Regions from separate parts of the Homo sapiens genome. Here region 1 is linked to region 2. A link is a loop called in an ENCODE intact Hi-C map of the cell type or tissue named here. Cell type or tissue: Caco-2. All regions are shown on one strand. Each heading gives the region's core, and the rest is flanking DNA. Links, peaks and the distances in the headings are about the cores only.

The links. Hi-C counts contacts between places; a loop is a spot of excess contacts. Peaks named below come from ENCODE experiments on the same cell type or tissue, not always from the same donor. Only the 100,000 strongest peaks of a DNase experiment are listed, where the experiment ranks them.
Region 1: a loop joins it to region 2, with 2.2 times the contacts of the local background. A loop is called at or near these places in 2 of 110 quality-filtered maps.

The regions. Positions count from the first base shown.
Region 1 is chr11:12,836,347-12,851,859 of GRCh38, forward strand. The region is part of intron 3 of TEAD1 (TEA domain transcription factor 1); the gene reads left to right. It overlaps LOC107984313 (a long non-coding RNA gene), which reads right to left and starts at 84. Exons shown (of 2, transcript XR_001748136.3): 1 at 1-84. RefSeq lists an enhancer at 7,439-10,653. In Caco-2, for the core only: no CTCF peak of the experiment used is centred there; DNase peaks (open chromatin) are centred at 6,095, 8,993 and 9,705.
Region 2 is chr11:12,717,452-12,732,964 of GRCh38, forward strand. The region is part of intron 2 of TEAD1 (TEA domain transcription factor 1); the gene reads left to right. Among named protein-coding and RNA genes, the nearest start is that of TEAD1, 51 kb to the left of the region's middle. RefSeq lists silencers at 460-629, 8,211-8,505. In Caco-2, for the core only: no CTCF peak of the experiment used is centred there; DNase peaks (open chromatin) are centred at 6,480 and 7,130.

The DNA of each region.
Region 1 (15,513 bases), core at 4,875-12,874, 120 kb after region 2:
CAGGCGGAGCTTGCAGTGAGTCAAGATTGCACCACTGCCGTCTAGCCTGGGTGACAGAGCGAGACTCCGTCTCAAAAAAAAAAAAAAAAATTGTTGCTTTTCCCGCGATGATGAATAAAGGGGTCACTTAGTGTAGTGTGGATGAGTTCAACTAGACTGCTTCCTCCTAACCCCAAACTGGAATCGTTATGTTGCGAGCATGAGACTTTAGCTTGGAGGAGAGAGCGGGTTTGGTAATTTTGGAACCTGGTAAACTTTAGGGGCCTTAGTAAATTTCAAATATATGCTACAGGATTGCTAATTATAGTCAACTTGCTGTATATTAAAGCTCCAGAATGTATTTATTTTTGTGCCACCTTTCAGTTTCTGATTTCAGTCCCTGGAAAACCACCCATTCTTGTGCTGACTATTCCACCAACTAGTTTATCTGCCTTAGAGGTTATTTTGGTAAACTTTCACTGCATCACGGACTTAGCAGGGTAAAAGTCGGAGAGTAATGGTACATTTGTCATAACAAGAAAAAGCGGATCTATTTTTCTTTGGCAAAGATCACCTTTGGAAAGTGTTGTATTATGAAATGCAGAGTTAAATACAACTAACTCAGCTTTGATGTGTCCTTTGTTAACGTTCAGCCTCTAAGCGCAAGTTGATTAATGATGCACATCCCACAGTGACTTTTTCTCAAGCCCAGCAAACTCATATATACCCTAGTGTATAAAAGCAAACAACTTAATTAACTTACTCTTCATCCATAATTATCTTGAAATTAACTACTTATAATGTCCAAAAGTTTATGCTGCAAGCATATTTAAAAATCTGTTGAGAGTAAAAGGGACGGTATAATTGGTTACCCTCTTCCTTTCTTGCCCACTTAGCTATTAATATGAAAAGTAGCTACTCCCCTCATACTCTTTGGCTGTGTGCTTAAAATTATTATTATTTTAATTTCTGCAAACAAGAAAAGGGCTTTCTGTTATTTTTTCATTGAGCCCCTGCCCTGGGCCAGGCATCGGGTCCTCAGTAACGGACAGGGCAGTTTTGGCTACTGTTCTCAATGAGATTAGAGTCTCTTTGGAAGCTACAGATAGGTTATACTAGTCTGGTAGGGCTGCCATAATAGAATACTGGGTGGATTAAACAACAGAAATTAATTTTCTCCCAGTTCTGCAGCCTGGAAGCCCAAGAGATCAAGGTATTAACAGGTTTAGTTACTCCTGGTACCTCTCTCCTTGGCTTGTAGATGGCCGTCTTCTCATTGTGTCCTCACACGGCCTTTCCTTTGTGTTCACGCATCTCTGGTCTCTCTTTCTCTCCTTCTTCTTCCTTCTTCCTTCTTTCTCCCTTCTCCCTTCTCCCTTCTCCCTTCTCCTTCTCCTTCTTCTTCTCCTCCTCCTTCTTCTTCCTCCTCTTCCTCTTCTTCTTCCTTCTCTTCCTCTTCTTCCTTCTTTCTTCCTTCTTCTTTTTTTTTTTTTTGAGACTGAGTTTTGCCCTTGTTGCCCAGGCTAGAGTGCAATGGCGCGATCTCATCTCAGTGAAACCTCTGCCTCCAGAGTTCAAGCGATTCTCCTGCCTCAGCCTCCCAAGCAGCTGGTGCCTGCCACCACGCCCGCTAATTTTTTTGTATTTTTTTAGTAGAGACTGGTTTTCACCATGTTGGCCAGGCTGGTCTCGAACTCCTGACCTCAGATGATCTGCCCTCCTGGGACTCCCAAAGTGCTGGGATTACAGGTGTGAGCCACCGTGCCCAGCCTAATCTATGGGATTTTGAAGACAATACTGTCACTTAATGACTTACAACACATCCTCATGAGACCTAATAACAGAAGTTCTGGGTTCTGTGTTAATACGGGACTTCCTTTTGTGAAACTTGTAATACACTCAGGAGAAATGTGTGACAAATAGGATTCTACTTTTTAGGGGCATTTGGAGCACTGTATTGTCCTTGGGTAATAATGCTTAATGTGGACGATGCTACATGGCCTCCAAGAATATCCCTAGGCCCTTGATCCTTTAAGGGAGAAAACCAACCTTTACTTTTCGATTGTGTAATTGTGATCAGAATAGCCTCTGAGATATAAATTCCAAATATATCTGAATTGGTTTTCTTTAATTAAGAATACTTTTGGATTCAAATCATACTGGCAGCAAATTAAAGACATGTTTCATGTGTTTACTAAATGTTAATGATGGGATTACTTTGAAGATAAATTTTAACATTTTAAGTAAAACGTTCATGTAAAACAAAAGTTTATTATAGATTGGTTTTAAAATGAGCACTGCTTCAGAGTCAGGATATTCTTAGTAAACCCACAAGTGTTGTGGCCTTGTGCACGTCTTTTGGTTTCTTTTTGCTTTCATTTTGTCATCAGCAAAATTGAAATTGTTAGATGAAATTGTCTCTAAAGTGTTTTCTAGAGCCAAACATTTCTGATTCTCTAATATTAAAGTCTCTAAGAGAGTTTCTCTAAGCCCAGGCAGTACAGTTAAAAATATTTTCGTTGTTTGCTTGTTGGTTATAGAGTGATAATATTTTGCAATTAGGAAGCTTGGATGAGAAACCACACACGTGACATAAAATGGTTTCTCAACAGAAAATCTGTGCCGCTCAAACTGGGGAAACAGACTTATAAATTCCTTTTGACAAAAGACACGTCACCACACAAGCAAGTTAGGACAGAACTCTGAGCATTGTTTTTCATAGACTTGGGACAATTCCCAAATATTCTTTTTTCTCAAAACAATATTTTTCATTCCAATTTACTTATTAAAAAAAAAAACTGGGAGCCGGGCATGGTGGCTTACGCCTATAATCTTAGCACTTTGGGAGGCAGAGGCCAGTGGATCACCTGAGGTCAGGAGTTTGAGACCAGCCTGGCTAACATAGTGAAACACCGTCTCTACTAAAAATACAAAAATTAGCCGGGTGTGGTAATGCACGCCTGTAGTCCCAGCTGCTCGGGAGGCTGAGACAGGAGAATTGCTTGAACCTGGGAAGTGGAGGCTGCAGTGAGTCAAGAGCGTGACACTGTACTCCAGCCTCGGTGACAGAGTGAGATTCTGTCTCAAAACAAAACAAACAAACAAAAAACAAAGCTCTTTTTGAAGATCACGAGCTTCAGAAAGAAATACTGCATCCACTCTGTCCACATGTTTCTGGCCTGTCCATTCAGTTAACAGTTATTATGTCCCAGGTGCTAGGCTGTGTCCTGGGGACTGAGGTAACAGAAATTACAGGATAAAGCTCCTGCCGTGTAGTAGTACTTTAGGGAGTAGTAGAGATGTTGGTTGGGAAAGAAGTGATGCCAGAATGTGGCGGGGGTTATCAGAGCAGGTTCAGAACGTAAGGAGCACGACCAGGGAATCACTAACTTCGCGTAATGGAAGGGTTTGTTTCAGTTGGATATTAAAAGATGAATAGAAATTTGCAGGCAGCAACAAGAGTTGGCATTCTAGGTGTAGTAGGGGACTATATGATAGAAAGCCCACATTGAAGGTAATGTGGTAAGACTCATTAATCTAAGAAAGATCCTTCTGGTTGTAGCCTTAAGGAAGGGTGAGAGTGGGAACAGATGGAAAGTAAGGAAAACAGTTCGGAGGCAGCTTTAAGAGACCAGAAACGGGCCTGGCGCGGTGGTTCACGCCTGTAATCCAAGCACTTTGGGAGGCCGAGGCGGGTGAATCATGAGGTCAGGAGATCAAGACCATCCTGGCTAACATGGTGAAATCCCGTCTCTACTAAAAATACAAAAAATTAGCCAGGTGTGGTGGCGGGCGCCTGTAGTCCCAGCTACTTGGGAGGCTGAGGCAGAAGAATGGCGTGAACCCGGGAGGCGGAGCTTGCAGTGAGCCTGGATCGCGCCACTGCACTCCAGCCTGGGCGACAGAGCGAGACTCTGCCTCAAAAAAAAAAAAAAAAGAAAAAAAAAAGACCAGAAACGAAATCGGGCCAAGGCAAGAAGGGTGGAAGGTGGATGAGTCTGAGAGATGGATGTTTTCACTATGGAATGGTTGTGTAAGGATGGGGAGTCAGAAGAAGCCATGAGAAGCTTGTGAGAGTTAAGAGGCCATATTCAGTGTTGTGCTGGTAAATATAACCTCCTATAATTAAATTGTAAAGAGGTCAGTCCAAATTCATGTACTGGGGTTGATCGTTTCTGCGTAATAGTCTTTCACTTAACTTTTACTCATTTTCACTTTCACGAAATAAATGGCCGTGTCTTAGCCTGGGGGCCTAGGTCTGGGGTTCGGCTGTGTGCTCTTCCTGCAGTTTGGAAGTGCCGTCTATGTTAATAGATATTCCCAACTCTGCAGATCTTCTCTCGAGGCTGAAGGGGCCCCATTCCTATCAGAAGCCTCTCATTTTTCTCTGAGGTAGAAAAACTAAGGCATAGACTTCATAGGGAAGTTTATATGCAAATGGTGGCTTTCTGCACGGGCCCCTGTGAGTGGAGTGGGATGAGATACCCAGTGGCTTTCAGAGTTCTGGTGGATATTTGATTGCTCTCCATTGGTAGTAACTTTATTGCTTTTATAGGGAGAGTTGTACTGGAAATTTGCCCTCCCTGTCCTTCAGCTGGTTTGTTCCCAAGCCAGACCTGTCTGAAAATTGAAATGGAATACTTTTTCTCATCTCAAGTTATCAGTTGTAGCTGTCAGGAATTTGTTACTGTCTGCTAAAGCCTTTTAACATGAAAATACGCTAAGGGCAGTGCATGTGTGAGTCATGTGGGAAGTTACATTATTTTATGGATGCAGAGAGGGACACAGACCCAGATTTATTCATAGGTGAAAGGGGAAAAGGAACAGAATTTAAAAGGGAAATCCTGAAAAATATGTAGCCTCTGTGGCTCTGCCTCTTTTCCTACCTGCGTCTCTTATACACCATGGATAGAATGTAAGCTCAGTGGGTACAGAAGAGCTGTCTTTTTTCCCTCCTTTGGTCTTCTTAGCTGTCCCCACCAGGCCATGCCTATAATCGGTGCTTAGCAAGCTACTGGCTTAAGAGAGTCTCTGTCTGCTGTGAGTGCAGCTCCTGAGATGGTGGGGATGGATGCTGGTTAGGAAGTGTGTTCGCTGCCTTAGCATAAAGAATAAGTACAGTTTTTCTCGATTATTTTTCTCCAAGGGAAACTCAATGGGGAATGTCGGTTTCATGCTGTTCTTGGAGGGGTTGGTTTAGAATTCTCTCTGGCTTTTCTGAGAATCCCTCCACATTCCCCCTCCAGGCTGCTGTCATGGTAGCTGCCCTTCTTTCAGCTACTTGCATTTTTTGGGAGATATGCCATCTTCCTTCAGTTTGCACCCTGGTAGCTTAGCTCCTTCAGTGTTTAGAGGGAAATGGGAGATGGAGAATCGAAGCACACTAGTGCTTTCTGGTGTTCTCTGCATGTGTTTGGAAGGAATGTAAAAGTAGCTAGGGCTTATCGTGGTATCATAGCATTATAGGGTATGAGACCTTTGGGGAAACTGAGGCTCACAAAGGCTGATAACTTTACCTAGAGTCAGTGACTGCTAATGGCAGACTCCTAGCGTCTGTACTTTTCCACACTTACCCGTTCATATGAAATAGTCTGGGAAGGTCTCTTTTAAAATGTATCGTGACCTCTCCTATAAACCTCAAGGTTACATATGTTAAAGAAATGTAGTCGGCTTTCCTCATGTGCCGAATTCTGAATCAAGCTTACCCAAACCCCCAAATCATTTCCACAGAGCAGAGGAAAAAAACAAAACAAAACAAAACAAAACAGGCAAATGTGAATCATGGGAACCTATTATAATGATATATAGCTTGTCATAACACATTATAATATTACAGCAAATGTATTTAACTCACTGAACGTTCTCAGGGGGCTCTTAGCTCCCTTTAAAAGTGTTCTCCAAATCTCTGCAGCAAGATGGAGCTGCCTAGTCCACCTCACTTTTGACCAAACCACCGTTACGAGAATACCTATTGAAAACCCTTACACTGTTGCTGTTTCCCTGGGCTTAAAAGTATGTTTGGTTTTGTCAGTACCTGGAAACAGGAAGTTGAGATTTGAGGAGAAATCTTTGGCAGTTGTGCACTAAGCTTGCGGGAGTTAGGAGTCTGTTGCCACGGAAACCACACTGCTGCCTCATTTATTAATGGAGGCTTGGTGAACTTCCGGAGATACTCTTAGCCTGTCCTGTAAATTCATTCTAGAGAAATGCAGGGTGACTTTTAAGAGATTTCTCTGTCGTTTCTCAAGCATTCTCTCCTGGGTCTTCATGAGCTCCAGAAAATTGCTTGTATGCAGGTTCAGAACCACTGATTTTTATCTGGCAAGCATGTCTGAAGGCCGTTTCCTTTTTTTCATGCTTAAATCGTGTTTATGCCTGCCTGCCTTGTCCAATAAGTGAATTTTTTTTTATTATGCTGCCTTTAAGAATTACATGGATTTCAAATGAAGGAAGAAGGAATACAAAAATGAACTAAGTAAATATATTGAAAACCTTCTGACACTAACTTTAAGAGAGTTATAAGCATCAAAGCCTTTTCTAACTTTTAAAATTCTAAACTTAAAAAATCTAAAATGAATGGTTTATTTCTTCTAATTCCAGTGAGATACTTTAAGAACATTTGTCTGAGACATTTTCAAATTTTGTTCTAATTTCACTAAACTAACTCTATTCTGCTAGGCAGAGTAACAGCATTGGAAGTTGCTTCCAGGAAAAAAAAAATTTTTTTTCTAGCTAATTGTTTATCTGGGAGGATGCAAATGGTGGTTTTAAGTCCTTTAAGTCATCCATCATGCCTGGCAGCCTCTATTGTCTCATTGTTGGATTTGAGCCAAGTCAGGCCCTTTCTTGGTCTTGGGAGGGTGCACATAGATCTTGCTCTGCCAAATCTGTGTTCACAAGGAGTCCGAGCCCAGCTCTAAGGGTAGGTAATGTTGTCAGATCTATAGATCCCCTCAGATTGGAAAAGATCATGCATCCTCGTTCCTTATGTCACACTAAAGTAGAAAGTAGCACTCTATTCAAAGTAGAAGTGACAGGACTTGTTCCCTCAGTTCTTCCAGTGTCTACGAATTACTGTTAGTTTTTAAACGCATTTTTGTGGATGTAATAAAATACTGTTTATAGTCAGCTACGAAGTAAGTAATTACAATGCGGGAAATGAAATTCAATATAGCTTTGTTGTGGTTTTTTGAATTTTAATTAAACCAGTCTTAGAGTAAATTATAAATGCTGCTGCTTTTGTTGTGACAAGTGACATTGACAAAATATTAATCTAATGGATTGTTATTCACAAAAGCTAAATCTTTTCAAATCTGCAGGGTTTGGTTGTTTATTTTGTTTTACTTTTCAGTTTGTGTTTTAAAAAGTCTAGAGAAAAGAATAAAGTTTTAAAACCACATGAAATAACTCCATGTATGGAATATTTCATTGTTGATGTCTTGCCAGCCATAATTGCATGCATCTCATTTATGGCGCTGAAAACTTGTTCTTTTTAAAAATCAGATGTTTCTGTGGTCACTTTTTTGTTATTAAAACTGGAGCCGGGTTAAATAACCAACCATTGACCACGAAGCCTAATATTAAAGGAATAATCAGCCCATGTTCCTATTAGATCATTTCCGTTTTCTTTTACTTTATAAATTACCTTGTTGCTTAAAAATGACATTTTGTTGGTTGTGAAGTCCTCTTATAGCTAAATTATTCAAGTTATTTTCTTTGGAGATTCTTTTAACTTGAATTTATATAAACTGTAAAGAATGTACATTAAATATTCAGAAACTTTTCTTTATGCCAGTTTCTTATTTTCACCCATCATGACTTAAAGCTTTTTTTTGTTTTAGCATTTTAATGTTTAAATAAATGTAAATAATTTAGTTACAAGGTCTTTATGGTAGTGCCGCCATTGTTTTTAAGAAGACAAATTTTAATCCAAGGTTAAAAACTTCACATTTGCTTATCTCTTTTTCCTCTTAAGAACTAAGAGTCCAGAGATTAGAGTAAAATCACCTTTTCCTCATAGTTTTTTCTTTCAACGTGTTAGAAATTCCTGTTTGAAAAGGAAAGCCAGTTCCTCCCCCTTTTTATGTTTGAGGGGATGATGGTAAAATCACATTATTCAGTCAGTTTCCACATGTGATTTGTTGCCTATATTTTTTAATCCAGGGATTAAATTGTTGCCACCACCAGCATCAAATCATTGGGGGGCAGGGGTGGGGAAGGTGCGAGACAGTTGGTTATAGACATCCAAATATGACGACAGAAAAATCTCCACAGCAATATGGCAGTGGAGCATTTGCTGACTTCAGAGTGCCAGATCAACCCCAATATTTTTTTCAGGGATGCTAAACCTCTTGTAACTGCTAAATTGGATTTGTTACTGAATGAAGTATCAGCTGCTGTTGGACAAGACCATAAAAGCCAGCCGGCTGGCCCTTTGTAGGCAGGGCTTACCCAACGATTGATATGTTTTAGCACTTTTGGGATTATTGTGATTAAGAGGAAACCATTCTGAATGAGTGAGCAAAGGGGGTAAGGACACACAGCCCACAGCTGGTGAGCAGCATGTGTTGGCTCCAAGGAAGTCACCATTATGGCTTTCTCCTGGTTCCTGCCCTGATTGACGTGTATGAAATCTTTTTTTTTTTTTTTTTTTTTTTTGGAGACAGGGTCTCGCCTGTCGCCCAGGCTAAAGTGCAGTGGCGCAATCTTGGCTCACTGCAACCTCTGCCTCCTGGATTCAAGCAATTCTCTGCCTCAGCCTCCTGAGTAGCTGGGACTACAGGCACCCACTACCATGCCCGGCTAATTTTTGTATTTTTAGTAGACACGGGGTTTCACCATCTTGGCCAGGCTGTTGTTGAACTCCTGACCTCAAGTGATCCACCCTCGGCCTCTGAAATTGCTGGGATTACAGGCATGAGCCACTGTGCCGGGCCTAGAATTTTTATATGAGGAAGTGGTGTCCTTATTTTCTCCAGTTGCAGCTCTCTCTGCAGGGAAAGAGACATTTGGAATGTTGTGGACTTGAGAACTCTGAATGCTTTCAAAGCACTATCGTGTGTGTGTGCGCACACGCACACACAGTAGCTAGAAGTGTTAGTCTAGCACAGGAGTTAATTGAGTTAATGTGTAGGGAATTCAGTAATAACAACAGAGCGTCCTCTTTCATTTCCCAGATCCAAAGCTCTGTGACATGCATTAACAATATACCTCCATGTAGTTTGTGTCTCAGTCTGTGTACACGTGTGTGATGGCTAAATGGGAACTGCACAGCCAGTGGATTTGTGAACTTGAGCACTTGCACCTGGCTAAGGGTTTATTAAGTGTGGAAACCGTACTGTTGTTGTAAAACAGTTTTCATCTCAAGAACCACCTGCCCCTTTTAGCGGTGGCCTTTTGCACGTGTCTTGCACTAGCCAAGACAAGTCTATCCAAGAGGGAGCTTGTGGAGTAGGTTGGTGTTTGAATCTTTCCCAGTACTCCCAAATGCACATAGAATTGGTCGCCTCTCTGGGTGTCCCAGGGGGCTGTGCCCCGCTCATGTTCAGAGTTTGCTCAGCATACCACACAGGAAAGAGGCCGGCTTGCCAGGTCCTGCGGAGCGCCTTTCCAAGCCTGTGAAAGGCACGAATCATCCAGCAGCCGAGCATGCTTACAGCTGGCCCTTTGCTAGCTTTGATCTGCGAATCAGGCCACACCATGAATGCACTTATTGTCATGTTATGTGTACACAGTGTGTGAATTATTGAAAATAGGGAGGCCTGAGCCTCATCTGGTAGAGATTACAGTGCAGGCATGCTGGGCGAAGGTCTGTAATTGAAAATCCCCAGATGCTGTTTATTTGGCCTTTGTCACATGACCTGCTGCAGGAAGATTGTCTGAACAAAATGTTGCCTGCATGGAGAGTGGAGCCCGCCCTCCCCCACCCCCCAGAGCCTCCACAGGCTCAGTCTGTGCACAGCTTAAACACCTGCCCAAAGGATTTTTAAAGGCTTAAAATAGATTCACTCATAGCATTTAAATAGAGGGCATCTTGCTTGTTGGTTTAAACTGCTTAAGCGGTTGTTGACTTGTGGAACCTTCTATCCACACAAGGGTTTGCTGGATAATTTCACTCTGAGATATCTTTACAAAGCAACATTCAGGGCCCGAGCCACATAAGTAGTTTGGGCTCTGCCTTTTTTTTTTTAGAAGTCAAACTTCTGTGTGGTGAATGAGCTTGCAGATAAAGCTGTGTTGACTGTATATATTCCTTCTGTCTGTAGAAAATATTGTGGGTACTGAGAATAAGGCCCTGAGTTAGCATGTCTGACTTCCGTTTGTCCAGTTCATTCTTACCTATTCTGCCTATAAACAAGTTGAGGTGTTTCTTAGAAAATTTGTTTTTCTCAATTAAATGCTGAATGTTATGCTCTCTGTCAGTGGTGGATTGAAGTAGGATACTAAATCTGAAATTGATGAAGATCACAAGAATTAAAAACAGGGAAGATTGAGCTAATTTTGAAGTAAGAAGGGCTTTAAGCTTTCCAGGTTCATTCTGTTAGGGAACAAAACAGCCACATGTCCTCTTTCATTGCCAGTCTGTCTCAGCTGTGCTTGTGGCTTCCTCTTTGATTTCTTGGAGCTTAAGAAGAGGAAAGATTCATGGGTATTTCTGCATTCCATAAGCATCCAACACGACTGTGAGCTCCTTGAAGGCAGGAGCCCTGTTGCATTCTTCTTTGCATCCCCAGTGCCTGCCAACACAGTGCTTTCTCTGTCTTCCTGCGGCTTCCCCCTCCCTTTCTGCCTGCCCATTCAAAGAAGACAGTCACTGCGTCCCATGAGCCATGATGTCATATATTCAGATATTTTTTCTTTCAGGGAGAGACTCAAGTCAACAGTAGCAATATCATTAAGTAGCACATTCTTCATGCAGGGCCAGAGGTTGGGAGGATGGAGTAGTTGGGAGTAGGATGTGGGTCCTGCCTTCACAAAGCTCACAATCTGCCAAGGAAAAAGCAAAAACAGGCAGAATGTGGTGTAGCAAGCTTGTGCTAGCAGTGTGCACAAAGTATGGTGAGCAGGAGGGGCAGACCCAGCCCACTGCTGGGGAGTGAGTGGAGGAAGTGCCAGCTGCAGAGGCCTGGCAGCTCAGGAATCATTCATTGTTCAGTAGATTTGGTGGGGTGGGGGTGGGGGTGGTGGCCATTTCACACAAAGGAAATAGCACCCAACATGACAGGAATAAGGATTTTTAGAGACAGAAGTGTGTGTAGAGAGTGGCAGGAGAAAAGACAAAAACTGATTTGCCCATGTAACGTTTTAATTTTTTACGGATAGAATGTGTTCATGTGTTACCTAGATCATTAGAAATTTATTTTATTTTATTTTAGTTTTTAGAGACGGGTCTTGCTCTGTTGGCCAGGTTGTTCTTGAACTCCTGGCCTCAAGCAGTCCTCCTGTCTTGGCCTCCCAAGGTGCTAGGATTATAGGCGTCAGCCACTGTGCCCAGCCTAGAAATTTAAAAGGAGAAGAAAAACCAAGCAGCTGTCCTGAATCTAAGCTCAACTGAGGAAGGTGATTTTCTTGGTTTGCTTGGTCATCATCTCCAGTGGGAACCCTATATCATAGGCCACTGCTTTCTCTGTCGTGACTAGCTGGTATGGGGTTACCTCTGGCTGCTTCTAGTTTTGAGATAGGTCTGATGTGGCTAGGGCAGTGGGGTCAGTGAGCCAGAGCATGGCAACCCTAGGAGGAAACATCTCTGGGCACCTGTCTCAGGCCCTTCCTGAGTACATCTATCCATCTAATCGTTCCGTCTTTGATTACCATTGTTTGGCTTCTAGCCTCATTTCTCTTCCTAGACCATAAACTCCTTGAGGGCAGAGAGTGTGTATTATTCCAGCGTGTTTCTCTTCTAGAGCCTAGCCTAATTCCTTTTGTACAGAAAATATTCTATAAATTTTATTGAATGGGAGAGGAAAGTGCCTTGGGGCCAGATTATGTAGGCCTTGGATGCTTAGAGAGTTGAGGCTTTATTCTTCTGTATTGTGGATGAGAAATTAGAGAACTTTAAAGTGATGTGTGTACAATTCAGTCCATTTCATGGCTGGATTCTGCCGCCATCTAAGATTTTGTTCTCATTAAACACTTAACAGTTGGTCTAATGTTAAGGATTAAGGAACTTGGAAGACAAAGCTGGGTTCAAATCCCGACTCCACTGCTTAATTAGTTTGGGAACTTGGGCAAGTTTCTTAACTTCTTTGAACTGCAGTTTCAGCATGTATAAAATGCTGAGCTAGGTAGAATTAGGTGAATGTGAAGGTTAAATTTGTGGTGTATAAGCACAGTGCTTTGGCCAGGTGCAGTGGCTTATGCCTGTAATCCCAGTACTTTGTGAGGCTGAAGCAGGAGGATTGCTTGAGGCCAGTAGTTCAAAACCAGCATGGGCAACACAGTGAGACCCCATCTCTACAAAAAATTAAAAAAAAAAATAGCTGCGTATAGTGGCACACGTCTGTAGTCCTAGCTACTCAGGAGACTGAGGTGGGAGGATTGCTTGAAACCAGGAGGTCTAGGTGGCACTGAGTCATGATCACACCACTGTACTCCAGCCTGGGCAACAGAGTGAGACGCTGCCTCACCAAAAAAATAAAATAAAAAAAAGCACAGTGCTTTGCATAGTGCTGGTGCATAGTAGATACACAGTGCATGTCATTGCCCAACTTTCTTGCTTTTTTTTTCTTTCTTTTTATTTTGAGATGGAATCTCGCTCTGTTGCCCAGGCTGGAGTGCAGTGGCACTGTCTGGGCTCACTGCAACCTCCGCCTCTCGGATTCAAGCGATTCTCCTGCCTCAGCCTCCCGAGTAGCTGGGATTAGAAGCACATGCCACCGTGTCCAGCTAATTTTTTTGTATTTTTAGTAGAGATGGGATTTTGCCATGTTGGCCAGGCTGGTCTCAAACTCCTGACCTCAAGTGATCCACCTGGACCTCCCAAAAGTGCTGGGATTACAGGCTTGAGCCACCGTTCCCTGCAAAAGCCCAACTTTCTATAGCCTCCCACCATCTCTAAACTCCGCAATAGTGTTTCATTTAGCTTATTCCCTGAATTTCAATTTCTTCAGTTTGAGTTCATTTTAAAAATGTTATTCCTTCTCATCATGCTTTTCATATTTTTATTAGATTACTGAGTGCCTAGACATTTAGATACTCCTTCAGCATGTTTTCTAAGCAGCAAGTCATCCCTGAGCATGCCATTTTGACTTAATGCTTGCATAACTTACCTTTGTGTAGCTATTGTTGTAGTAGCTTCAGAAGTTGATAGAATTCTTCTGGTGATAGTTGTTTTTACAACAAGAACTAAATACTGGACGTCCAGTGAGGGACATGCTGTTTAATGCAACACCTCCAGCCTATTCATAGACTTAATTATACAGTCTGTCACAAATTTTAAGAATTTTGGCTATACTTACCTTCTGGCAAAAACCTCATTCCTGCTATTTATTCAGTGGAGAATCTATTTCAAATTAAAAGATTTGTGCCCTCTTAATGTTAAGATAGTGCCCTCTTAATGTTAAGATATCACAATAAGTGCTCTGTTTACTTGGAAACAATTTTTAGGACCATGTCATTTTGAAAATTGAAGAAGATACAAAGATTGGAAAAGATGTTCAATTTCAACAACATTAGCAATAGAAGCATCATGGGTTTATACCAGATGCCATGTAGTACGGTGTCCTGAACAGAAAACCTTTTTCAACCCTTTTAGGACCCTATATATCAGTTCAAGCAACGAAGACATATAAACCTGGTGCAGTGACATTACATTACAGTTAAAGAACTGGGCCAGGTGTGGTGACACATGCCTATAATCCCAGCACTTTCGGAGGCCGAGGCGTGTGTATCACCTGAGGTCAGGAGTTCGAGCCCAGCATGACCAGCGTGGGGAAACTCTGTCTCTACTAAATAACAAACAATTAGCCTGGCGTGGTGGCTCATGCCTGTAATCCCAGCTACTCAGGAGGCTGAGGCAGGAGAACAGCTTGAACCCGGGAGGCGGAGGCTGCAGTGAGCCAAGGTCGTGCCATTGCTCTCCAGCCTGGGCAACAGGAGTGAAACTCCATCTCAAAAAGAGTTGAAGGACCATTTTAGAGCCCCAGAAGGTGCCAGAGCCTTCCCATTTTCTGTTACTAATGCATACAGCAGCCCTCTAGAGTAGGAACTGTTATTTCCATTTTACAGGTAAGGAAATAGAGGTCTAGAGAAGTTGAGCAAGTTTCCCAAGTTCACACAGCTCATAAGTCCAGTTTCCTCAGAAGAATCTAGGCAGTCATACCTTTGAGTCAAAAAACCAGAAATCGGCAGCATTGCATCATTAAAGATTCTTCATTATAAACTAGCGGTGTTTAGCACTTCAAATGTGTGGATTTCACACTTCTCTAAGGCCAAATAATTAATAAATAGAGTGCTTTTAGCAAACCTTTTCATTAATAAGACTTTCTTGGGTTAATGTTAAGATTAGCTTTTTTTGGACCAGGTCTCTATGGCTGTGGCTTGGGGAAGTGGCAGGGACATGGGTATAGGGCATGAAGAAGCAATGAGCATGCATTGGTCATAAGAGACGAGAACAAAGGTCTGAAAAATTGTGCCACTTCTCACTGAAATAGTTGCAACTTTAAAAGGATTTACAGATTTCAGGTGATATTGGCAGTGCTGTCTAATTTTCATAATCTTTTTCTAGATCTTTTCTTCGGATTTTCTTTATACAAAAGAGGTGAGCTCCTTCATTCATTTATTAAAACCATTTATTGAGCGAGACACGGAAAGAAAAAAACTATTTCATGATCTCACTTATACGTGGAATCTTAAAAAAAAGTCATACATATACAGAGTAGAGAAAAAACAACAACAGAGGATACTAAGAACCAGAGGAGGAGAGAGGAAACGGATATGTAGGTCAAAAGATACAAAGTAGCAGATATGCGTCTAGAGGTCTAATGTACAACATAAGGACTATAGTTAGAATTATGCTAGACACTTTTAGGAGGATTTTAACTATTGTCGTCACACACAAAAAATTACTATGCGATGATAGCTATGTTAATCTGTTTCACTATGGTAGCCATTTTATTATCTATATGTATCTCAATATCACTTTGTAAACTTCAAATATATGCAGTAAAATTTATTTTTTAAAAAAATGGCTGGGCGCAGTGGCTCACACCTGTAATCCCAGCACTTTGGGAGGCTGAGGTGGACAGATCACCTGAGGTCAGGAGTTCGAGACCAGCCTGGCCAACATTGTGAAACCCCCTTGTGTCTCTACTAAAAATACAAAAAGTTAGCCAGACATGGTGGCGGGCAACTGTAATCCCAGCTACTTGGGAAGTTGAGGCAGGAGAATCACTTGAACCCAGGAGGCAGAGGTGAGCTGAGATCATTCCACTGCACTCCAGACTGGGCAACAGAGCAAGACTCCATCTCCAAAAAAAGGAAAAAAAAAAAACTATTTATTGAGCACGTACTTAATAGCTACCAGATCTGGGGTCA
Region 2 (15,513 bases), core at 3,179-11,178:
AAATCACTCCTGGATGGAGAATCAAGTTTGCATGTGTGCCCTGTAGCATTCATTCTTGCCGCATGCTGGGAGATGGGTGGTTATTAGGTTATGTCAAAGTAGTGTTTGCCTTAATACACGATCTTCCTGCAGTAACCCAATAATGGAAGTGGAAGGGAGGGAGGAGGGGAAGGTGATGACCTGCTTATTTGAAAGTGGGAAGCATCTGGAAGTCAAGGAAGCTTTGTGTGGTGTTAACAGGGAGCTAGTAGGGGTCTGTACCCCACTGCTCACCCCAGGCCCCTGGCAGGTTTGAATTCACTAATTCTAGTCCTCAGGTGAGGTAGCATGGCTTAGCGGTCAGCAGGACAGCATCTGGGCTCAGACTGCCTGGCTCCTGGCCCACTGTTTTTCACCTCTGCCTTTGGGCAAATTACTTCACCTTGCCATTTACTGGGTTGTACAGTGGGGGTATTAATAGAAGTACCTTCCTCATAGGGCTGTTGTAAGAGTGAAATGAGTTAACGGATATGAAGGGCTTAGAACCATGTCTGGCTCATAGTGAGCAGCACGTGAATCTTTCTTGTGGTTGTGGTGGTGGTGGTGAAGGTAGAGGAGGAAGAGTGGTTTTCTTAGCCTCTAACCTCATGCTCTGAGGGTAAGCACAGCTCTGGTAGTCATCATTCAGAGTCCGCTTATAACCCTGTCTCCTCCCACCATGTCATACAGAGACATGTGAACATCTGTGGGGACGTGCCCCAGGCATTCTTTGTGAGTAGTGGTTCACGGAGGATGCTTGGCCCAGCCACAACCTAAGGTTTTCATGCTACACCTGTCACTTGCTGGTTGTGGGACCTCTGGCAGGTCCCTAGCCTCTCAGAGCATGAAATAGAGATAATCAGGTGTCCCCCGGCCCCTCACAGGATTGTCTTGGGGGCATGACAAGATAATGAAAGTCAAAGTGCTTTGCAAACTGAAGTTCCCCTGCAGAGGAAAGGTGTGATTGCTGCTGTTGGCATCATCTTCCTCATTATGTTCTTGCATTCCCTTGGTCTCTGGGTATCCTTCCTCCAGCTTCTGTGGGGCAAGGGTTTTGAAACAATATTCACAGAATCCTGGTTTTTCCATAAAGACATTTCGATGTACCGTTGCTTTTTTTTTTGGGTGAAATTATTGATGTAATTCAAGTTTGAAGTTGTGTAATAATAATGTGCTGATTTTGTATAAGGGTATTATTTCTGAATCCAGTTCCTTCCTTTTCTTTTTTCTTTAATTACACTCTTGTCTTTAGAGTAGTGTTCTTAAGTGCAGTCCAAGGCCAGTCTAGTTGTATTCAGATGGCTTTGTTAAATTGGGTTTTCTGTGACCCAGGCTTTTTTTAAAAGGAAAAATTTCATCAAATCCCAACAACTTTCATCCTAATTTTACCTGCTTAAATCTCTTCCTGCACCCTAACTTGGGTTGAGTGGTATAAATTTTACTTTCTGATGCTTTATGTATATCATCATAATTGTTTAAGGACATAATTCTTAATTAAATCTAAAGAGCTTGAAAACTTTGGGGTTTTTTTTTTAGGGGGGGGAGTCCAAGGGTCTTCTGAACAACGCGTTTTCAAATGTGGTTGGTTTCTGGGATTCCCAGGGGTTGGGAAGCTGTCTCTTTGATGGTGACATTTCCAGGAATCAGGACAGGACTCAAGTCCTGGCTTGGGTCATTCCCAAGCCCCCTCCTCCGCAGCCTGTGTTTAGCTGACTCTGACCACAGCTAAACATGAGAGCAGTTTGGGGAGGTGATGGAAGGTACCTGGGGACCTTTGACTCTGCCTAGTGGATGAGGGACTGTGGTGGCTGCATCCTGTGGAAATGATTGCGTCCTGTGGAGGAATGCTCTTGTCTCACAGTGGGAGTAGGGAAAGTGGCTTCTATATGCTCACATTAACAAGGGTGAGATTCTGTCCCATGAGCTTCCTGAGAGAGATCCCGCTTTTGCTCCACCTCATGCCTTGCTGAGTGCAGGCAGCTCAGCCACAGTCCCTAACCACACATTGCGGCTCTCTACCTCTTAAGCTATGCTCCTTGCTTAACTCCAGATGACTTTCCAGCACATTGCTGACTCTCCCCTTTCTCTTTCCAGTCCTTTTTTTTGGGGGGAGGGGGGGCGGGGGGCTGTGTCAAAAAGGTCAGGCTAGGGGCAGGGATTTGTTTTGTATTGAAAAAGACAACCAAGGCTGAGGTAAATCTTGGCAGCCTTTTCAGAATTTAATCTGGGTGAAGCCGTGGGTTGGACATGGGGTAGGGGTATTAGGATATTGGTTCAAACTGCGAAGAACTTGGCCAGCTATACAATCTTGAGCTAATAGCTAAAAAAACTCTGACTTGAAAATTATGGTTTGTGAAAAAACATTGAGGGCATAGCCTCCTGAAAGAGGGGAGGGCTGAGTAGGAGGAACATAGTCCAGGTGGCATGATCTGTAATGAAAATTCAACTTTGCAAACCGGCGTGTGTTTGGAAATCTAATGTTTTTTTTTTTTTTTTTTTTTTTTTTTTTTTTTTTTTTTTTTTTTGGGGGGGGACCCAGCCATGCTGTGTCTTGTAGATCTCATAGCCAGTAATCTGCTGAGGTGGAGCTCTGGCCTTGGTCTCTCCTGGTAGTGAGGGGCATCTCTCATTATATAATGTTGCTCTGCTAATTAAGTCAGGAATAATGTCTATGGCATATTTAATTTCCAATTAGACTACTTTATGGATCAATTTGAATTTAATGTTAAATCTAATGTGGAAATCATTAAAAAGTTAGATCTCTAGAGAGAGGAATAGGCACTTACTCTGACTATTAAAAATAACAGTTAAGGTCATGTGTTAATACATTAAGTGTTTTTATGTGGACTGGGAAGAAATTAGTAGAGAATGCAGAACATATAGATACATAGATAGTCTGCATGCTTGTGATTTGGGGAAAATTCTGGTGTTCAGATCAAATTCTACAATGCTTATAGTAACTGCTGCAACAGATATCATTTACTGCAACTTTACTGTATGCCAGGCCCCTGGTGAGTACTTTAAATGTATTATTTAATTATCAGAACAACTCTATGAGGTGAGCATTATTACTCCCCTGTATAAATAAGGAAACTGAGGCTTGGAAGGTGAAGGTCTCATTGTCAGAAAATGGTGAAGGCAGGATTTGAATCCAAGCCAATTTCATTTCAAAATCAACTCTTGACTAGATTGAGGTGCTATGGAAGGTGCCCAATAATTGTAACCAGCAGAGCTCTGTAAGTGGTCTGAGTTTAAAGCCCATTTGCTTCTGAAGTGTTTGTTGCTGCTGATAATTTGAAGAATGGCATCAGCACTGCCATTATTGCTTTAAGGAACAGATATGGGCCCCAAGGTGCCAAGCCAAGACCCTCTCCCAGCATTCCCAGGCTAAAGGGACAGTCCTCAGAAAATGTGACTCTCTGACCATGACTTGTCTGAGGTCAGCCCCGACACTTCCTCTGGGCAACTTCTCAGAAGTTAACTCATCCAGCACCTTCAGTCTTGTGTGTACCTTGGATTTCCTTTGGACCTTGTATTCTTTATGGGTTATACTTTCTTGTATTCTTTTATTTTTCATGTTTGACTACCCTGTGTTTAGTTAGACAGAAGAATGTGGTTCTGAGTCCAGACTCTCACTTACTGCCTGGTGTATTGGACAAACCATTTAATCGTTGCTAGTTACTAGTCTCCCATGCAGTGTAGTTGTGAGGTTTCCTTGAGGACGAGTGAGTGTAGAAGCACCTGGCTCAGTGCAGGTGCAGGAAGAAAGCTTCCCTTCTTGCGTTCTTGTTCCCTCCCCTGTAGGAACAGCATCCATTTACTAATGAGATGACCAGGTTCAGGAGCACCACATTTTTTCTGGCTCTTGCGAGTGCCTACTGTTCATTTATGCAACCACTGTGTATGAGGGCACAGTATCTCCAGTCCCTGTTCTAGCAGCTGGGGTTACTTTGTGGAGTAAGAAGGATGATCTGCACACACCCCTATCCCCAGCATCCTGGAGCTGACACTATAGTGGGGAGGAGAGAAGGGGCAGGTTAATAAGCAAACAAAGAAAATAAATGCTGTATATAGTTGGATGTAGATACTCTCTGTCAGCTCACTCATTCATTCATTCACCCATTATTTCAACGAACAGTTCTAAATACACATTATGTTCCCAGCATTATGCTAAGCATGGACATGTGAAATTGGATAACGTCTGTTAGCCCAGGAATTATTTCAACAGAAAAAAAAAGTCTGGAAAATATAGATCACTCTCTTGTGTTCTTCCCTTTTGAACATCCTAACTCTTTAGGGTTAAATACTCATTTGAGCAAGTACAAGCTTCTAAATATACCCACTCCTCAAGCCCCCCGCCCCACTGTCCAGCAGGTTTTCCTGTTGATAGGACAGTGGACGTATGAGTTTGAGTGTTTGGCAGATGTTTGCATGATTCTTAGATCAGTGCTTCTCAAACATCCCTGTGCGTAAGAGTTGCCTGGGAGGCTGGTTAAATTCAGATTCAGGTGCCTCACTCCTAAATATTCTGATTCACTGGGTCTGGGTTGGTGCCAGTTGTCTGAGCTTTTAGCCTGCAGTGCAGGTGAATTGGTTGCAGGTGGTCTGTGAACCACACATGGATGAAACAGTGTCATATTCACACCAGGCTGGAAGAATGTTTAACCTCTTCAGTTTAAGGAGGAAACTATTTCCCAGGGAGTGGAGGGGCTCTGAAATTCGAAGCTACAGTGACAAGATGGGCCAGGACTTTTGAACAGAACAGATCTGGGATCTCATCCTGTCTCCACATCTCCTAAACCTGGTCATCTCCTCAGTAAATGGATGCTGTTCCTACAGGGGAGGGAAGAAGAACGCAAGAGGGGAAGACTCCTTCCTGAGTGCACACCATGCACTGAGCCAGGTGCTTCTACACTCGCTGTTCCTCAAGAAACCTCATGCAGGCAGCCTTGAATAGGTCATCCGGTAACATCCCTTTCCTCATCAGCCTGCCTTGCTAGGTGGGTAATGCTGAGAGATATGGTTGGAAAGACCCAGGCAGAGTATAGGATAGAGACTCTAGGGCTAGGTTTTGGTCCATGCTAAAAAATAACATACAAATTGGTTTCCCAAATTCCTGATGGATTATTTGAATGTGAGTTGAGTCGCTGCATATATACCCTGTGATTTCTCTCTCTTTCTTTTTTTTTTTTTTTCACAAAAATACACTATAACCGCAAAAAAGACAGTCAAACAAAAGAGGGAAAAAATTCATCCAGAACTAGCTCAGTACCCTAACACAACTGTTTTCATTTTAACTTTTAGCCCTTGTCTGTATGCAGGCATGTTTCTCTGTATCTGTAATCATATGTAGGCTCAATTTTGTATTCTGCTCTTTTCAGTAAACCTTAAGTAAATGCTTTCCAAATGGTTATGTAGTCTTCAAGATGATTTTTAATGATCTTACAATCTATCATCCCACAGGCTGAATTTACTTAACCATTCATCTACTGTTGGACATCTAGATTTTTTTTTTTCTGTAGTTCTGTGCTATTATAAGTAATACTTTGGGATATGGCCTTGTGCTTATTGTGGATTTTTTCCTTAGGGTGAATTCCCAGGAGCAGGATTTCTGGGTTAAAGGGCACAATTATTTTTTTGGCTCTCAATGGATATTGCTAAATTGCTTTCCAAAAGGGTTGTACCAGTTTATGATGCCACCAGCAGTGCGTGAAGGTACCAATTTCAGCATCTTGGCTTGCACTAGATAGTATAATTTTTACAAAAGTTTGGCTCAATGGTGCACATCGTTTAATTGATATTTCTTGGATTATGACAAGGTTGAGTATGGCTTTACTTACTATGTTTTGAGATTTTACTTAGTATTTTTGTTTTCTTACAGTCAGGACCTAGCTGTGGTTGAGGTCAGATTTTCTGTGTAGAGCTTTTCAGACTCTTGAATTTTACAGCGAAAAAACAAACCAAACTAACAAAAACCAAACCCAGAATTCATCTGTAAAATAAATACTTTGGACATATTTTGTGGTTGGATTAACTGTTCGTGATTTTAACTTCCTTATAGGTCATAAGTTAATAGGGCGGTATTTGGAGAGTAGCGGGGCTTTTCCTCTTCTCCTTAGATTCTCCTTTGTTCTTTCCCTCTACCATCCCCCCATTTCCTGTTTCCCTCCTCCCCTGTAAGCCCTGTTGTTGTCTTTTTGGAGATAAAACATAAAAGGATCAGCTTTTAGTCATGCTCCTTCAACTTATAAAATGTAGGTTGCCTAAATTATGTAGTACAGAGTGAGGATAAAGAAAATCACAGTATTGTAACACATTGCCTGTAACTGCTTTGCAAAAGCAAACGTCTCCCACGAAATCTTAGAAAGGTGTGTTTGAGGGTGTAATCTTGGCTTGTGGTGCAAGGGAGCCCAACTTGTTTTTCAAGTTGGTCTTGAATAAGTTTGTTCTTTCTGGAATGCTCGCCATCCTCAGTATGACAGAGTTCGCTTGATGACAAACTCTTTTACTCTCCTATACATACCATGGCCACTGAACTGGTTTGTTTATTTGCCTGGGGTAAATGATTGAAACACATTCCCCTTTGCAGTGGTGCTCAGCATTTGATAGATGATTCTTATTCCCCAGGCTCCTTCATGGTGATGCCAAGCCCAAGTCTAGCCTTCCAGTGGCCCCTGAGGCCACACTGTCCCCTCCGCAACAAACACTGAGAAAGACACACACTCTCTTGGGTGTGCACGTAGTTTATTGAGCTCGTGGGCTCTCCGTAATGCTGCCCCACTATGCGCATAGTAGGAGAATCCGATATTGGCAGAATAACTGGGTCTATGTACATAAAGTAGAATGATCGAGGCTCGATTTCAATTTAATTTGTTAATGAAACAAGATGGATCACATTTTCCCTTCCCGCACACCTCTCGGGCTGTTTGAGATGAGGCACAATTAATTTATTTGTACTGTCTGTGGAGGCGTATGCCAGCTAATGTAGTGCAAGAGCTTTTATCTTTATGTTTGTAATGAAGAGGGGCAGGCCGCTGGCAAATTGACAAGGAGTGCTGATGACTCATCCTCTGAATGCGAGTGCTTTCTTCTGAAATCATAAAATGCGCGTGCACACGCAAGCCTAGTTCCTGTTTGAAATGGACAGAACCCCTTTGGGAAAGTTCAGGTGCCTTTGAAACACTGCAGGGGAAAGAACAGGCCAGTGAGGCTGTTTCTCCGGCTCCCTGGCCTGTCTTGAGGGCAGAACCTCCTGCTCAGTGGGGGCCCTACTCTGGGATGGGAATTCCCATCCTCTCCCTGCCCTCTCCTCCTCGCCCCTCCTTTCCTTGGAAGGCTGGCTCCTTTGTACTGGTCTTTTGTGCTCCAGTAGGCAGCCTTCCCCACCTGCCAGGCCAGGTGCCTGGTTCACCTGGCGAGGCCTGTGCTTCCGGGGCTGCTCCCTAACCTTGATCCTGGGCAGTGCCCTGGGGCTTTGCTTTATGAGGCTGTGGATTCTGGGGCCTGGTTGATTTTAGCCTGGGAGTACACATGGGATTCCTCTGGCCTTTGCTTGAGTTCCCCAGGCCTGGGCTTGGTGGTGGCTGTGTTGTCACTCTGTTGATATGCCTCAGAAGAAATAGTTTACACAGTAACTAAAGTTGGTTTGGCCCTTTACAGTGTGTAAGGCTTTCTGGCATTAAAACAACTCTGAATTGGATATATTGTTACCCCACTTTATGGATGAGGAAATCGAGGTGCACAGAGGTTAAATGGAATGTCCATGATCAAGCAGCTAGCCGGTGGAAAGGTAGTGGGGACAAAACCTTGGACTTTAGAGTCTAAAACCTGACCTTACAATTTCTTTATAACATTCATTCATTAAGGACAAAATGAAACTTTTTCTGCATAAGAAATATATAAATTCTCTTCAAGAGTCATGTGAGAGTTTGACAGCGGACTAGAGTGACTATGGTTAACAACAACGTATTGTGTATTTCAAAGTAACTAAAAGAAAGGACTTGAATTGTTCCCAACACATAATAATGATAAATGCTCAGTGTGATGGATACCTTAAATTCCCTGACTTGATCATTACATATTCCATGCATGTAACAAAATATCACATGCACCTCATAAATACGTAAAGTATTACGTATCAGTTAAAAAAAAAATTAAAAAATATGTGAGTGAATATACAGATTTCTGTAGTTCAGTAGAATAACAGGAAATTCACAGGATGCTTTCTGGAGACTTAAAAGCAAAATGTTTGCAGTGGTCTGAGAAAGAAACCCTGAAGATTGTGGTCTAAGAAGTTTTCCTTCCTGTGTCAGATGCCTGGTCGAGCTGGTTGTACAGGAAGGCTAAGTGCATATGTCCCAGTCAGTCCTGTCACCCGGGTGTAAGCAACACAAATCACTGTGCATGGTTTTATTGAATTTCAGAGCCAGAAGGAACCATGGAGATTTTACAAATGAGGAAACTATGGCCTAGAGTGAGAGATTTTGTGTTGGGAAGAATTCCATTCATTTACCCAACCATCCTTCCACGCGTCCAACAAATATTTATTGAGCCAGTTTTGGGCTGGGAGATAAGGCTTAGGCTGTGAATGAAACAGGCACAGTCCTGTCTTCAAGGAACATAAAATAGCAGATGACACGGCTGAGCAGGAATGAGCATGGCATGGTAAGGGCAGTGATGAGTGAAGTCAGGGTAGCTTGAGGCACATAGGTGGGGCACATAACTATTGGAGTGGGAGAAGGTAGTTAGGGAAGGTTTCCTTGAAAGAGTGGTACCTCTGGTGAGACTTGAAGGATGTTGCTGAATGTCATTCTAAAAATGGAGAGGCTGTGTTGGCTGAGAATTGGGACGTCATAATTCTCAAATCCAACTGAAGTTGGTAAAAGGTTGTATGTGCTTGGAGACCGCAGATACTAGGCTCTGAGACTTAAATGCATGTAAGAAGTGGTTGCTCTAGGCCTGTGCTGTGCACTGGGGGAGTCACCAACCTTGTGCGCTATTCAGCACTAGGAAGGTGGCTAATCTGGGTTGGGATGTGTCATAAGTAAACAATGACCACTGAATTTCAAAGACTTAGTATGGGGGGAAAAAAAGTAAAACACATCATGAACAATTTTGGGCTGGGCACGGTGGCTCATGTCTATAATTCCAGCTCTTTGGGAGGCTGAGGCTGGCCAATTGCTTGAGCCCAGCAGGGGCAACATGGCGAAACCTCATCTCTACAAAAAATACAAAAATTAACCAGGCGTGGTGGCATGCGCCTGTAGTCCCAGCTACTTGGGAGGCTGAGCCTGGGGAGGTTGAGGCTACAGTGAGCTGAGATTGCTCCGCTGCATTACAGCCTGGGTGACAGAGTGAGACTCTGTTTCAAAAAACAAATGTATAATTTTGTTTATATTGATTATAAGTTGGATAATTTTTGGATGTGTTGAGTTAATAAGTTATTGAAATTAATTTCACCTGTTTCTTTTTATGTCTGAGAATGAGTCAGCTGGGTGTGGTGGCTCACAACTGTAATCCCAGCACTTTGGGAGCCTGAGGCGGGCAGATCACTTGAGGTCAGGAGTTCAAGACCAGCCAGGTCAACATGGTGAAACCCCGTCTCTACTAAAAATACAAAAATCAGCTGGACGTGGTGGTGCACGCCTGTAGTCCCAGCTACTTGGGAAGCTGAGGCAGGAGAATTGCTTGAACCTGGGAGGCGGAGGTTGCAGTGAGCCGAGATGGCACCATTGCACTCCAGCCTGGCGACAGAAACAAAAACAACAACAAAAAATGAGTCTACTAGAAACTGTAAAATGACAACTGTGGTTCACATTATAGTTCTGTGGGTGGGGATGCTGGATGGAGAGACTGACGCAGGAGAGGCAGCTCCATTGTTGGAGTGAGGGGGTTTTAGAATGAAGAGCTGTGAATCGGGTCCTGTGGGCCCTGGGGCATAGTCTGTGGTAGGCGCTTCGCATCTCTGAACCTTGCTGCCCTGTTTCTGACATCCCCTTAACTAACACCCATCCCACAGTGGGGACTGAGGATAAAGTCAGAATGCCTAGGAAAAGCATTTTTTAAAAATATTAAGTATGAAGCCATTGTGATCCATGGTTCTCTTTGTAATAAAAATTTGGGATTAAGGCCATATATACCATACTCTGTACTGTATACCGATAGTTCAAAAGACAGACAAGAAACCTGGCCAGTTATAAAATAGAAGGTCGAAGTGTGGGAAATGCATTCAGCACAGAATGAATTACAGAGTGGGAGTGGATCTGTGTGAGATGCCGTAGATAAGAAAATTCCTTTTCTGTTGCACTTGGCTTGCTCTACTCTAGGAATTCCCTCACCCTTACATGCAAGTTTGTATCCAGGCTTTCATAGTCCTTGTTCCTTGTTTTGTTTAGTCTCCAAAGGCCAACAAGGAATATCCATATCTTTTTTTTTTTAAATCTTCAAGTATTTCATATTGTATTCCTGAAACTCCACACTCATTAAATGCTTGAATGAATTGCCATTATACCACTGTTTCCTGAAAACCTGGGTGTGTCAGGCATCTGCTGGGCTGGTAGGATGATGATGGGCAGGACACAGCCCCTGCCCTCAAGGTGCTCTCAGTTGGGAATGAGACAGAATGCAGTGTGACCAAGCCGTAGTAGAGGTGAGCCTGAGGACTGTGGGAGACCTGAATAGTGTTCCTAACTGCTAAACGTGATTTAAAGGATGACTGAGTTAAAGACAGCAAAGGAGGGAGCTAAGGGACAGTTGTAGCTGCCTGGAGTGCACTCTGTTGTGATTCTCTTTTGGTCAGTGAGACTGTGGATCTGAGTTTGCATAGGATCCTGCCAGTCCCCAGGGGTCTCTAACACCGTGGCAACATTCGATATTAATGTTGCACCTGTATATTAGTTACACTTTTCATTGCTGGTTTATGTACTTCAAAGGTGTAGCACACAGATAGCCCTCCCTGATAGAGAATGACCCCGGTTAGTTGGAAGGCTCTCAGAGGACCAGTGGGGCAGAGACAATTCGGCAGCACTGAGCAGGGGGTATCTGAGGGGTATAAGGTAGCTGTGACCTGGCATAGAGTTGGCAGGCAGACAGTCATTTCAGTGGGAGATAGCATCTGATACTCATCCCTTCGGGCTAGTCTTGTAATAGCGGCAGATAAATAAGCTGCCTCCAGTGTGTTTCCAGAATATCTCTGTCTGCAAAATGTCTTTGAGGAGATGTTTGACTTGCAAGCCTGTGGTTGATAAAATAAATACATTTTAAAAATGTAAACCTCTCTGAAAGAGGTTTTAGTCTTTTCTCTCCCCAGGGAAAAATAAGGCCCTTCTTTAACCTCTTTTCTTCCCTAAGTGTAGAATTCTTGCCATGCTTTATAAGAAAAAACATTTTTTGGAATGTAGCACCTGTAGAAATATAAAGGGGTTGTGCCCAAACCATTGGACCATGGCTATTGTGTGGGTGGTTTCTTGGATGTTTTGTGAAGAGGTATCAGCCCTGACACCTGCAAAGCTGGAGGAGCTGGACTTTAGAAGTGCTTACATTGTTTTTAGCTGAATTCTGAGGGCAGGCAGCTGTAATGAGTGATTCTCTCTAATATTAGAGGAGCCTTGCCATTCAGTGACATCTGCTAGAACAGGACTTGGTGCCTGGAAAAGTACCTCACACAATGTAGGAACTTCATATATAGTTATTGAATGAGTGGATAACTGAATAAGTAAGTGAATGAGTGAATGACTAGGGCCCTTTTCTGGGCTTTCAGATCATGTGGACGAGATTCCCCAGGCCTCTCTCTTGCTGCTTGAGGGTAGTCTGTGCAACAGCAGCGTCAGCATCACCTTGTTAGTGTTTCTGAATCCTGGACATCTTGTTAAGCATGCAGATTCTCATTCAGTGGATCTGGGACAGTGTCTAAGAATCTGCATTTCTAAGAAAGTCCCAGGCAATGCCATGCTGGTCTATGGACTACACTTGAAGTAGCAGGGGTCTGTTAGGGTTCAGTGAGATCATCAGTAAGTCTGTAATAGGTGCTCAGCGTGCACTAGGGATTGTGGAGAAAGATGGAAACCTAGGTTCTCTTGTTAAAACTTGTAATCATGGTGAAAAATCAAGACTCATCCTTATAAACTGGAGAAAATCCATTCATTATATTGTGTGGTATGATAAATGGTCAGGAGAAAGCTAGAGAGAGGAATGAAGGACCTTGTGGAGATGGTGCTTGGGCCATGGTGTAGAATCATGAGATGCTAGCATTAAAGTTGTGTCTGCTTCCAACCCTGTGTGATCTCTAAGCCTCCCTGATGGTTGGCTATCCGACTTCTGCTGAAATGCCCTCACGATAGAGAATGCACTGGGTCCCTAATTCTCAAGGCATGTTGCTCTCCTCATATCTTATGAGATGCCCTGAGGAAAGGGTTTGCCCAGGTGAATAATGCCTGCATGTGTTGCTTATTCCATCCACACGCTGCAGATTCACAGCGCAGCATATTAAAGGCTTTGCAATGCCTGGCACTAAGACAGCCAGTTTAACTTTGTATTACCTAAGGTAACTGGGTCTAACATAGGTGACCACAACTTCCCTCCTGTTTTATTAGTACTTATTAATACATGTTAGCAAGCCTGTATCAGGAGGTTCATCATACTGAGTTAATACAGGACTCATTTATCACTCATAAAACATTTATTAAACGGCCATGACGTACCAGTCGCTGTTCAGGGTTATGCACGGAGGAGTAAATTGTCTCTTGCTTGTATAGCACTTTATTGTTTACAAAACACTCTCCCAGGCTTTGTCTTGAATTGTCAGCAGAACCTTGTGAGGTTGTATAAATTTTACTGCCATTTCATAGTTGAGGAAACTGAGGCTTCTAGAGATTAAAGTGACTTGTTTAAGGGTATATTCTTTCCAGTGGTGCCATTGGGATTTGAAACTTTTGATTCCCAGTTGAGTGTTTTTTTTTTTTTTTTTTTTTTTTTTCCTAACGGTATTCCATTTGGCTCCAGTTTGGTGAGAGAACCGAGAGAGGTAGGTCTTAAAAACTTGATTGAGAATTGAACTTGTATGAGAGAAATAGAGGTGTTGTGGTTTCTAGAGCAGCGATGGCTCAAGCAGTGCTGAAGGAATTGGAGTATATAGATTAGAGGGAACTTTAAAGGTCTTTCAGGAGGAGCTAAGCCTGTACTCCATGACTTTATGGAGGCTTGCCTACAGTGCTTTTCTACATAGCTCTTTTTTTTTTTTTTTTTTTTTTTGGAGATAGAGTCTTGCCCTGTTGCACAGGCTGGAGTGCACTAGTGCAATCATGGCTCACTGCAACCTCCACCTTCCAGTTTCAAGTGATTCTCATGCCTCAGCCTCCCAAGCAGCTGGAACTACAGGCACACACCACCATGCCCGGCTAATTTTAGTATTTTTTAGTAGAGATGGGGTTTCACCATGTTGGCCAGGCTGGTCTCGAACTCCTGGCCTCAAGTGATCCGCCCGCCTCGGCCTCTCAAAGTGCTGGGATTACAGGCATGAGCTACCATGCCCGGCCCCTTTCCTACATAGTTCTAACGCATCCTGGAGGCACAGATCTTTTGATGAGGAGCTTACTACAGCAAAGGCCAGTTTATTTCACTTATACACCATTCTCTTATGTTGAGCTTAGATAGGGTCTCTTAGAATCTTTATCCATTAATCTGAATTCCCTACCTCTGCTGGAACCATACAGCACAAGCCTAATTCTGCTTTTCATATGCTAGCCCATTTAGGTTTTTTCTTTTGAAAAATCTAAAATAATTTTTCTTATCAGATTTGCAGTATATGTCCAATGTGAAACAATGAGAAAATGTAGAGAAGCAAAATACAGAGAAGCAAAAACTAAAATTTAGAACTATCCGTAATTTCACCACTCATAGATTATTAGTATCACACTACTACTTAGTCTTCCAAAGTATTTTCAGTAGTTTTTGATGTGGGTGTATATTGTTTTTTTGTATGTATGTTTTTTTAAAAAACTAAATTAACCATATATTTGGGGATAATATTTTGTACTTTTCTGGTAGGTGGAATTTTATTAATATCTTTAATATCAATAAATACTTACTGCAATTAATAACAATTTTAAAATAGGATATATAATTTATTCCCGCTTATCAGATATTTTGTCAGTTCCTTCTCATTTTTTGGCAGTTATAAACCATGCTGTAATAAATATCCTCATAGGTTAATTTCTGCCTTAGACTTCTTTACCTAGACTATAAGTCGAGGTAAACTGTTTCCATTACCTATTCCTAGAAATAAAAAAGTAAAGCCTAAGACTCCAGCCTGAAAATAGCTCCATGGCCCTCTTACTCATTCTCTAGCCTCACTGTCCCCATTTCTCTTAGGATATGGCTTTGTGCCCGTTTGCTGTCTTAAAATCTGCTCACTTTAAACCATTTATCTCTCTACAGTCTCTGGGATCCAGATTGGAGATCCTTTCCTTACCCTGAATGCCACATTTCTAATCAGGATAGCCTGATAGTGCGTTAACTTTTACAGGGCCTTGTCACACTGAGTCATTGAGCTTGTGGGCAACCCAATCCCTTAAGTCTCTCATATGATCTTCTCCATCCTATACTTGTGAGTTGATTTTTTTTTTTCAGCCCTAAGTGCATGACTTGACATCTATCCTTATTAAATTTCGACCTTATTAAAGTCAGCTGGTCATTATATCCTTTGAGATAGTATCAGGAATAGACTCTATCATCCTTCATAGTCACTATCCCTTCCAACTCCCAGTCACAGGCAAATTCCAGTGTCAAATGATTCAGCAAATCCCAGCAATCATTTCTATCTCTGTCTTCCTTACTGGATTGTAAATTTTTTGAGGCCAAGACCATATCCTATTAATTCTCCTTAAAAACTAGTTCCTACTTCCATTTTGTCACATGTGACATAGCGGATACCCAGGAAATGTTGCCATGTGAATATATATTTTTTTGATTTAACTCTGGGGATGAGGGCTTGGTGGTGGTGGGTATCACAGTGGTGAAGAATATAGAGAAGTCTAGGCTGGGTCTCTTGAGGAGCTTCCAGTGAGGAGGAAGAGACAAAAAACTGGCCAGACCATGGGTAATGGATGTAGTAAAGAGAAATTTAAATACTCCTCTGAGGGTACTCAGTTGACTGGAGGCTTGAGCTAATTCTTCAGATGCATTTCGATGTCCTCCAGAAAGGCAGACAGTGGAGGAATTCCTTAGTGGACAGTTGGTGAATGCCCAAGGCTGTGAAAAGTCAGAGTTGGGACTAGGGGAGTGGAAAAGGAGATGATGTTTGCTGGGAGAGTTGACCAGAAACCAGCCACCCAGCTTTTGAGAATTGTGTTGAATAGTGATTGCATAGAATGGTCTTATCTGCTTCTTTTCTGCGAGATATAGAAAAAAGATTACCCTCTCTTTTTCTTTTTACATTATTGAGCTTGAGGCTTGCAAAGCTAATACCTACTTAGGACTGATTACTCTTAGATCAGAGGA